Regions from separate parts of the Homo sapiens genome. Here region 1 is linked to region 2. Evidence: chromatin loops called from intact Hi-C (ENCODE). Cell type or tissue: IMR-90. All regions are shown on one strand. Each heading gives the region's core, and the rest is flanking DNA. Links, peaks and the distances in the headings are about the cores only. Region 1 has its middle 310 kb from the start of LINC01911. Region 2 has its middle 910 kb from the start of LINC01911.

Region 1 (5,394 bases), core at 105-5,104, 590 kb before region 2:
ACAAAAATGTCATCTATTATTCCTTTTTTTTTGAGATAAATTATTTCATTAATCCATCTACCACAATGTTTCAGAAGTCAAGCAGGTATGTCAAGAATAGGATAGGTGAAAAGGTAGTCACTGAAGGAACTTCAATGGCAGGAGAAAGAAGGAGAGCTCTCTCTATGAGCATTGCAGGTAAGTTGTCTTATTAACATCTATCACAATAAAATTAACCCATTGTATTGGTACAGAGCATTTTCCAAAGCTTCTCCCTGCATGTGGCTTATTTATTTATTTTTATTGGAACAACTGTGGAAGGCAATTACCCATAATACTGCACAAGAAGAAAGGCACTTGTCCAACCTTGCCAAATGGAAATTGCAAATAGAAGGAATTAGAAGGAGTAGGAGCCAATACAGGGGCCAAGACTCTTGCCTTCCTTATAGAATTAATGTCCAGTCATTCAAATTGAATCAGGGTCATTATGACACAAATAAATAGAAGTAGGCGGGGCGCGGTGGCTCACCCCTGTAATCCCAGCACTTTGGGAGGCCAAGGCGGGTGGATCACTTGAGGTCAGGAGTTTGAGACTAGTCTGGCCAACATTGTGAAACCCCACCTGTACTAAAAATACAAAAGATTAGCTGGGCATGGTGACAGGTGCCTGTAATCCCAGCTACTCTGGAGGCTGAGGCAGGAAAATTGCATGAACTTGGGAGGCAAGGGTTGCAGTGAGCCAAGATTGCGCCATTGCACTCCAGCCTGAGCAACAAGAGCAAGACTCCATCTCAATAATAATAATACCCTCTAATAATAAACAGAAGTAAAAATCTCATGTATTATTCTAGAAAAGATTTCTTCTTTTTATTTGGGACAAAAATGTTTATTGAAATAAAAATAAGTTAATTTTTAAAAGTACTAATTCTCAGCACTAAGGAATAATGTTTACGTTACCAATGATCACAAGTACAATTCAATTATATGTTTTTATTCTATGAACATTTAAAAATTACTAACACAACAGAAAAAAGTTATTAACTATCATTTTTCAACTGTGTGTTTCACATACACGTTTTCTTTAATTTTCATGAGCCTTATTAATTTGAAGCAATATCTGTATTTTACTGACTAACCATAGTTCTGTTAAACAAATACATATCATTTGATTCCTAAATTCATGCTGTCATCCCTCTTAGCCTTTAGACTATATTACAAAATAAAAGAGCAATGAATATACAAACTGTTGTGGAAAGTTGTGTTCCTAGAAAATCCACTAGTTTTATTACAGTTTTTCATTGAATGAGATTCTATTTTTGACTACTCTCCTCTTCCTCCTTGTTATCTTTTCTTTAAATGCATTCAATACAAAACAATTTACCTAATAAAAGTAATTATGTTACCTTTACTTAGAAATAAAAGTCTTCAATTATATGCTTCAGCCTAAGAGAAATCTCCAGGAAACATACGTTAATAAGTCATTTTATTAAGTTAGCTGTTTTTATTATAATTTTTTAAAATTATATGTTCTGCCTGCTCTGTTTTCCTCTACAGTTGAAAATTTAATTTTATTCTCTATACCTTGATAGAAGCTTTGATGTGTCTTTCTTCTTGGGTTTTAAATTTGTTTGTTCAAAGAAAAATCAATATAAGCCACAGATTAAGTGAGATTGTTATAGCTAAATTGACGTGTAGAAAAATATTCAATGGCAAGCCTTAATTTCTTTTATCAACATTCTTTTACACTCTATTGGTTTATTTGTGTTTAATTGAAACATATGAAATAAAATTTGTGAAGAAATACTGTTACTGTAACTGTAGTCATGAGCCTACCTATGACAGTGTCATCCGTGAATCTTGCTTGGCTCTGATCTCAAACTCAACCTATAAAACCCTTGAAAGTTTACTTAATTATTGCCAAGTAAAATTTTAATTTGCTTCAAAATTGCATGGTGAATACAGTTATTATAATTAAGTTTATATTAGAAATTGGCACTAGAGGGAGCTAAGTAATTGTATCATTTATGTGTTTAGGGGAAAATTGAACATTCATTTAAAAACTTGTATTTTTTTTCAGAACCTGCTGATTTTACAAATATGGCAGCTATGCCTCAGCAAATTATAAGCAATAATGAATTAGTTAATTTTCTTCTGTGAAAACTGCTATGGTAAGATTATTAAATTACTGTATTTCTACTTAGTGAAAGTAGCTACCAGTCAGTAAATTAGGATTTCTAAGACTCTTTGGGGAAAGAGATTATTACTATTATCCATGTTTATCATTATTTTGGCCCTAACAGAATTAAAATGTTTATAGTACCTGTTAAAATGTGATATTTTGTTCTCAAATGTATAGTTTGATAAGAAAATGGCCTTATTGAATAGGATCTCAGTGAAGATTAGAAAACAATTTTACTCTTATGGAATATTCTAGGAACTTAGCTGGTTTGATTACTTTGAAGGACTGATTCAATTGAACAACAGTATTATTTTCCAGCAAGCAGAACCTACTATAAGTTGAATGAAATTATGTTATTTTCCACTTTTACAGTTGTATCTAAAATGAACAAAAGCTAAACGCTGCAGGACATTTTTATTTACAAAAACTAAAGAATTGAAGAGCAAATATACAATCTCATGCATTGTGCATGTTTAGTCCCAGGAAAGGTTCACAGTTAAGAAGAGCCTGTGTGAAGTCAATGCTGGTGCCTGTGACGGGTGTGGGAATGGGAAATTTTACTCTCTCCATTGCCTCATTACTTAGGCAGTCACAGCCAAAAAGGGACACGTTTTACATCAGTTTATAGGTGAGCATGTCCCTATTACAAATAATGCATGCAGGAACTTTTTTTTTTCACAGACACTTTGAAAGAAAAAGATATGATTTAGATGTTAAAATGAAGTTTAATTCACATTCCATCTACTTTGAAAAGAAAATGATGTTGAAAATATTTAAATAATACCCATTGTCTTCTGTGGTAAAATCCTCTTAGCTGATTTTCAGTTATTTGAATTTATGTTCCGATGTCCAAAAGAAAGTTTCTTGCTTTTCTTCTAATAGTTTGATTGAGGAACCCATCTGCTGTTAACTACATGTGACTAGGTTTAGATTTAATATAGAAGTGAATTTCAGGGAAAATAAAGTACAAAGTAGAAAAAAAATTACAGTCAGGCAATACATTGTTTGTTAAACCACAAAACTGATTTCTACCTGTTTGCCTCATTTATTTTTCCATAAAAATGAAACATTCCTTAACTTTTATACTAATATTTTATTTTTACTGTTTGAATAATTAGTATATTTTCTCTCAAAGGAGTGCTGTAATCCAGGTTAGCCTTGTAAAAGATGTTAGCAAGTGATATTTCACAGACAGAACTTGGGGAAAAAGAGAGGGTTTTTAATACTGAATATAACTAGAACATCTTTCAGGTCTCCAAATTAGTGTTTAACAAACTTTAATGTACATGCTAATCACCTGAGGGTTTGTTAAAATACAGATTCTAACTCAGAAGATGCAGGATTATTTTGCATTTCTAACAAGCTCCCAGGTAATGCTGTTGTTGCCGTCTGTGGACCACACTTTGAATAGCGAGACTCATCATTTTCTTTAATACTGCTAAGGTTCTCTGGTTTGAAATTAGAATTGAAAGCAAAAGAAAAGAGTTTAGAGTAAAGTAATGGTGTCAATCTTGGAAACCTGAGATGCCACTATATTTGTTCTTGCCCATCCTGAGCTGTGTTAGATGCTCAACACTGACCCTGTACAGAAACAGTGTAATTCATTCTGCAGGCAGGGCCAGAATTTAATGTCCTGAGTCTCAGTTTCATTATCTGTAAAATGAAAATATAATACCTACCTCCTAGGTTTGTAGTTTGCTTAATTTTTATCATTTCTCATTTGCTTGGCATTGATCACTGAGCTCCTAGAATTTTGATATACCTTATTTAGCATCAGGATGTTTGCATATGGCATACTCTAGTGAGTACCAGCTGTCATTACTACAATTATTACCAGCAAGTTGGGATATTGGGCCATCAGTAGTTGAGTGTAGATGGAATATATTGTTTGTGAGATGATAAGATGAACGAGAAAGCTAGAAAGAAAGACAGGGAATACTTCTAGCAACACTATTCACAACAGTGGAGACACGGAATCAACCTAAATGCCAATTAATGATAGAATGGATAAAGAAAATGTGGTACATATATACCATGGAATACTATGCAGCCATTGAAAAGAAGGTTAGCCTCAGTATGTGTTGTTCCCATCTATGTGTCCATGTGATCTCATTATTTAGCTCCCACTTATAAGTGAGAACATGCGGTATTTGGTTTTCTGTTCCTGTATTAGTTTGTTAAGGATAATGGCCTCTAGTTCCATCCATGTCCCCGCAAAGGAAACAATCTTCTTCTTTTTAAGAAGGTTGGGAGGAGTGAGAGGATCAGGAAAAATAACTAATGAGTAATAGGCTTAATACTAGGATGGTGAAATAATCTGTACGACAAATCCCCATGACACATGGTCACCTCTAACCAACCTGTACATTCACCCCTGAACTAAAAATGTTTAAAAAAAGGGGAGGCCAGGTGCTGCGGCTCATGCCTGTAATCTCCAAACTTTGAGAGGCTAAGGTTATGGATCTCTTGTGCCCAGGAGCAGGAGTTTGAGATAAGCCTGGACATCAAGGCAAAATCCCGTATCTACCAAAAATACAAAAATTAGTCCGGTGTGGTGGTGTGTGCCTGTAGTCCCAGCTACTCAGGAGGCTAAGGTGGGGGGATCCCTTAAGCCTGGGAGGCGGAGGTTGCAGTGAGCTGAGATTGCACCACTGTACTCCAGCCTGGGTGACAGAGAGAGACCATGTCCAAAAACAAAAAAAAAACACCAACAAGATGAGATAACAAAAGGGTTTCAATCTATGCTAGGAATTTGAAATTTATTATTTAAAAAATGATGAACTATTAGAAGACTGCAAATTGAGGAGTAGTAGGAACAAAATACTATGTCTTTTTTGAATTGGAAAATGGTTTAGATGGGACTCAACAATTTCTTCTGTGGTCCTGGTTAAGAGATCATGAGAGCTTGGGCCAAAATAGGGGAAGCAGAAAGGGATAAATTGAACAATTATTTGCAAATCAAATTTGCAAGGATAAGTGACCATTTGAACATGGGTCTATTAGTTAGGATATCTTCAGTCAACTCTGCAGACTTTAGGAAATTTATTATATTTCACATAACAAGAAGTGCAACAGAGAGTGATGCTAGTTTTTCTGTGATTCTTTTGGTTTAGTTTTCAGATAGCTGTACATCCAGACATAAACATCCCCAGAGACAGCATAAAAAATGATCTCTTCCTGTGTCTCCTTTCCAAAGTAGGAGAGCACTTCCTAGAAGCTCCCCAGCCAACTTTTTA
Region 2 (5,394 bases), core at 152-5,151:
TTATCTGCAATGACATTTTACTGTTCTAAGAATTACTTTTAAATGTCTAGATCACTGGAATTGCATTCTTTTCACTGCCTAAATTACCTGAGACTGGGCAGGTTAGGGGAGGATTACCCAGAGCCAACATTCTATGATGAGGAGAGGAAGCTGAGCCACAGCTCAGACTGCAACTGGGGCTTTTGTAGAACACGGGCAGAGTGAACCAGCAAAACAAATGTGAGAGTTCTAACCTGAAAACAAAGGATTGAGGAACATTAGCACAAACTGCAACTCTTCCTTCTTAAAAGGTGGACTTCTACTAACTTTTGACAATGTTTTATTACCTCCCATTTAGGTATTAGAACTCTCCTTTCTTTTCCATAGGGTGTATTTTTCAAATAATGTTACTCCTTCTCTTCTGGCATCCTGCAGATATTGCATCAGTGCTGGAGAAACGCTAAGGTATAGCTCAAACAGCTTATAGTCCAAGAAGCAATATCAACAGATGCATGGAGAAGATTTTGATGCTGCTCTAATAGAGAAGCTGTGGGTGATTATTTCTATCTTGTTGCATCTGAAGAGATATCATTGAAAGACAACTGGGAATTCATTAGAGTGACAAAATTGAGAACCAAGTGCAAACTAGGGGAGCCTGGAGAACATGTAGGGCAGGGTTAGGTACACCACTGATGGGAGGCTTAGTTAGAAAGAAAGTTTTGGGGTATGCCAGCATGGGAAGTTTGTAAATAATGGTGGTTAGCAGTTAAAAAGTGAAGGATTTTGACTCTATTATTAAAAACAAAGAAACAGCATTTTATACAAACTCAGGGTGATTTGGACCACCTTCAGGTATTACTTTACATTTGAAGAGTAAATAATGGTCATTGTTTTTGCCTTTTTAAAGGGCTTACTTGTGCTGGGAACACTAATTAGCACTTATCTGATTATCTCTTTAACTCTCTCTATCAGTCCGTTCTTGTACTGCTATAAAGAAATACCTGAGACTCAGTAATACATAAAGAAAAGAGGTTTAATTGGCTCATGGTTCTGCAGGCTGTACAGGAAGCATAGTGGCTTCTGCTTCTAGGGAGGCCTCAGGAAACTTACAATCATGGTGGAAGGTGAAGAGAAAGCAGGTATGTCTTACATGGCAGGAGAAGAGAGAGGTGTGCTGGGTAGATGTCACAAACTTTTAAATGACCAGATCTCGTGAGAACTCACTCACTGTCACGAGAACAGCACGAAGTAGATGCTGCTAAACCACTTATGAGAAATCCACCCTCATAATACCATCACCTCCCACCAGGCCCCACTTCCAACACTGAGGGTTACAGTTTGACATGAGATTTGGTGGGGACACAGATCCAAACCATATCACCCTCTCAATTCTATGAAGCAGATATTCTTAGCTGTTTTTTCAAATGAAACAACTGAAGCTCAGACAGATTAACTGACTTGCCCAGCATCACACAGTTTAGGAGATAACAGTTGGATTAAAATTCAGTTCTGTCAATTCCGTGAATCATGGTCATTCCATGATAACACATGGAAATTGTGCATAGAGGAAATAACATATCAGAATCCGTCTCCTACTGACTTTGAAGGAGTGCCCTCAAGGATCTAGGTATAACCGACAAGAAAGAACACTTGGATAATAAAATACCGGAATTTGCAGAGATTCCTTTATTAATAGTTTTCCTATTTCACATTTTTTGGGGATACAGGGTCTTGCTCTATCACCCAGGCGAGAGTGTAGTGGTTCAATCATAGCTTGCTGCAGCCTCAACCTCCCTGGCTCAAGAGATCCTCCCACCTCAGTCTCCTAAGTATCTGGGACCACAGGCATGTGCCGCCACATCCAGATAATTTTGTTTTTAATTTTTAATCTTGCTGTGTTGGTCAGCTTGGTCTCAAACTCCTGGCCTCAAGCAATCTTCCTGCCTCGGCCTCCCAAATTACTGGGATTACAGGTGTGAGCCACCATGGCCCATATTTAGCTTTTCAAATGTGTTAAAATACTACATGCATTGTAAATACAGTTGATGACACAGATTTTTTTTCAAGAATTTCAAGCTGTAAAATAATAGGGAATGCATACAAGTGGCAAAAAGTAAACAAAACCAATCAAACACCCCACAAAACACATATCCATAACACAGAGTAATAGAAAAAAATTCGATTGAATTCACATGCTGTAATTGCCTTTTTGTCACTGTTCCTTTCCATGAAAAATGTGGTAGAATAATTATATGTGTTTAACCACATAAAAGAAGCAATGATAGTTAATACTAATTTTTTTTCTTTTGAAAATGAATTCCATCTGCTTTTATTAAGGAGAATAGTTGTACTAGAATGAGATACTTATTAATCTCTCTGGGCTAGGTAAGGTCTAGTTCACTTTAATTAAAAAGCAAATTACATGTATACAAACACACTGAAGGCACCTTACATTTTACATTTCACCTTTTATTTTAATCTTGAAGCTTTCGATATTGTTATTTTAAGTACATGTTAATAATATGCAAGCTGATGCTTTGAAAATTCTCTGAGATGTGGTTAATGAAGAGAAACTGCACCATAAATTTCATGTAAAATATGCAGTCCATGCAGATGTAATTTTTCTTGAACTACAGTATTTTGCAATAAACATTTTTTAGCTTGTTTGGATTTATTCTCAATTGTTTACAAAAAGTATCATCAGGCACTACTGCTTGAAACAACTACATATAGTAACAGGCAATCTTCTTGGTTTAATAAGAACTGTTGGATAAAAATAGATTTCAGATCTATCTTGTACTGACAGAATGCAAATACTGATAAAACTGCACACTAGTATTTTCCATAAAGTTTGTCACATGATATAATGCAGTTGCTTGCTTTCCCCTGAGTTCTGCCAGAGGAAGCACAGTGGCTATGCCAGTTTATGATCAATAGAGACAGAATGTTCTACAAGGTATTCTGGGAACTGTAGTTAACTGAGAACATTTTTCTTTCAAATGCATTTGTTAAAACAATGCCCAAAAGAGACACGATATTCCGGCGACTGTCAGAGTTTCTATGATAAACTCTGCATTTTTTAGAGGGTTGTAACTAGCAATTTGGCCATTGCTAAATGGCACCATCTGTAGTGTAGCCTGAAGGTTTGCACAAACTGCAATGCTGTTGCCATTCAGAAAAGTATATCTTTTAAAGATCATGTAAACCCGGGTTAAGAAAGACATAAAAATAGTTGGTCTTTTCATTGATTTCATTTCAAGCTGAGTTCTCACGCATAGAGATGGGCTCTACAGAGAAGTGCTCCAAGTGAGTGGGAGAGATTGTGGCCAGTTTATCTCACAATGGATTATTTAACATTTCTGCTTGTTTTACTTTCCACATTATATTACTATCATTAGGGAGTGGGTGGGGAAGTTGCCAGAAAGAAAATAAGAAAATGCTGTGATTCTATATTTTGCTAGAAGAAATAAGAATCATTTGGGTCTCAGGCTAGCCTAGGAGACAGAAGCTAAAATCTTATGGGAGATAGGTATTATATGATAAATACTGGAAATGGAACTTGGGCAACCTGGGGAGAAGTGCCCAGGTAAAATAAGCCACCAGTGCACAGCCCTAGCAGATAGCTGCCGTGGTCCACGTTAAGAGCTAGTCCTGACTTCTCAAGAAACATCCAAAATATAGATTTTCTTTTCAATATAAAGTACCTTAATTTTTAATTGTTGGCATCATGTTCAAATTTAAAATAAGAAAACATGTGGAAATCAAACAAAAACTTCTCTAAACCAGTTCTGACCAATCTACCTTAGTGTGAGCCCTATCTCTAATCTTGTATGTTTAGACTAGCAGTTTCAATGCCTTCTTAAAATAGACGAAAAAACTTGAAAGGTAAAAAGAAGAAAATCAAATTAGATTTTTGGGGGTTAGTTAAGCTATTTCTATGTTTCAAATGAATTGGCTAATTTTAACTTTCTCTTAATTCTTCAGGGTCTCTAGAATGTACATATCTGTAATTTATGTGTTCACACTCTAATGACCTCATAGGCCATCAGTACTTTTCTATTTATTTTGATTTTAGTTTCATTTTGGCTTTTGAAGTGGGCCAAAATCATCAGAAATCATCATAGAAGAATTAAAATTATTAATTCTTAGTAAAACCATGTAGCAAAATAATATATATACTTGTGAAAAAGCTATTTTATAGAGACCCTGGAAATTAAGCAAAATAAACTGAATTATCAGTAGAGTTTTACCTCAAAAAGAAGGTAATCTTTGCTAATACCTCTTTCCAATACCCTATTTTAATTGCATAAGAATTAAGGTACAATAAATGTGATTGAAGGAAAGCAGTTACAAATAGAGAACAATACAATTTTGGAGATGTCAAAATAATGAGAAAATCTTGTTTTCTTCTAAGAGAATACATATGCATGTATTCGATACGTAGGATTATATTTTACATATTTAAAAAAAGAAAGAAAAATAAAAAAGAAATATAAAAACATATCCAAGAGCATTTAACATTATTTTGAATATATAGACAAAAATTAATGCATTTTATATTTATTATGAATGTAAGGATGGCTATTATTTTGTATATAGTTCAGCTCTACCTATAATTTCCCAAACTTCGATTATTTTATTTTGAAGAAACCTGCCATGCTAGCATATAAAGTGACAAATTATCTGTTAGAAATCAGTTTCTACCTTAAAATTATTAGATATTTAAAAATCCAAGTATGTCCCTTATCTGGCCCTTTAATACATGCCTGTTGCCTTGTTTCCCTTAAAAGTCTGGTAATAGCTGAAAAGAAAAACGAAAAGTACATGTGCTCTTCACTGAGGCAGAAAGAGCTCTAATCGTAAAGTTTCCGACCAGAACAGGGTCACCTACACTGAAATTTTCTGTAAACAAATAAGTGCTGAGACAGCAGATTGACTTCCTTAGTGCATTTTTCCCCTAGTAAAATCAGTTCGAGATGAATTGCAAAATAAATAAATGTCAAATAACAATTCCCATGACTAGTATTTGAACTGAATTTAATGATTATTATGAAGACAAAGCTGTGATAGGTTCCTGTGTAGAATGCTTAAAGGGGACAATCTGAAACGACTTTAGCTTGAAACCATTTTAACAAATGAATGTATTTCTTAAATTGCTGTATCAACCAAACCTGCCATCTAATTATGGCTGGCAAAAAGATCTACAAATGAACTATTCCAAAGCCTAAGCCATTATTTTTGGTTGACATTCCCCAACATTCAGTTAATAAACCTGAAAGGCATCTCACTCATTTAATATTGTAGGTTCTCATTTACAACTAGTTGAGAATATAGTAGAAAGTTGTACTCCTCCAAGTTAGACGTTCTCTGATGACTTTATTTAGACTTGATGGTCATGTTAACCATGGATGCTTT

The links. Hi-C counts contacts between places; a loop is a spot of excess contacts. Peaks named below come from ENCODE experiments on the same cell type or tissue, not always from the same donor. Only the 100,000 strongest peaks of a DNase experiment are listed, where the experiment ranks them.
Region 1: a loop joins it to region 2, with 4 times the contacts of the local background. A loop is called at or near these places in 2 of 110 quality-filtered maps.

The regions. Positions count from the first base shown.
Region 1 is chr2:146,520,003-146,525,396 of GRCh38, reverse strand. No RefSeq gene overlaps it. Among named protein-coding and RNA genes, the nearest start is that of LINC01911, 310 kb to the left of the region's middle. In IMR-90, for the core only: a CTCF peak has its summit at 1,986 (motif pointing right); no DNase peak of the experiment used is centred there.
Region 2 is chr2:145,925,279-145,930,672 of GRCh38, reverse strand. No RefSeq gene overlaps it. Among named protein-coding and RNA genes, the nearest start is that of LINC01911, 910 kb to the left of the region's middle. In IMR-90, for the core only: no CTCF peak of the experiment used is centred there; no DNase peak of the experiment used is centred there.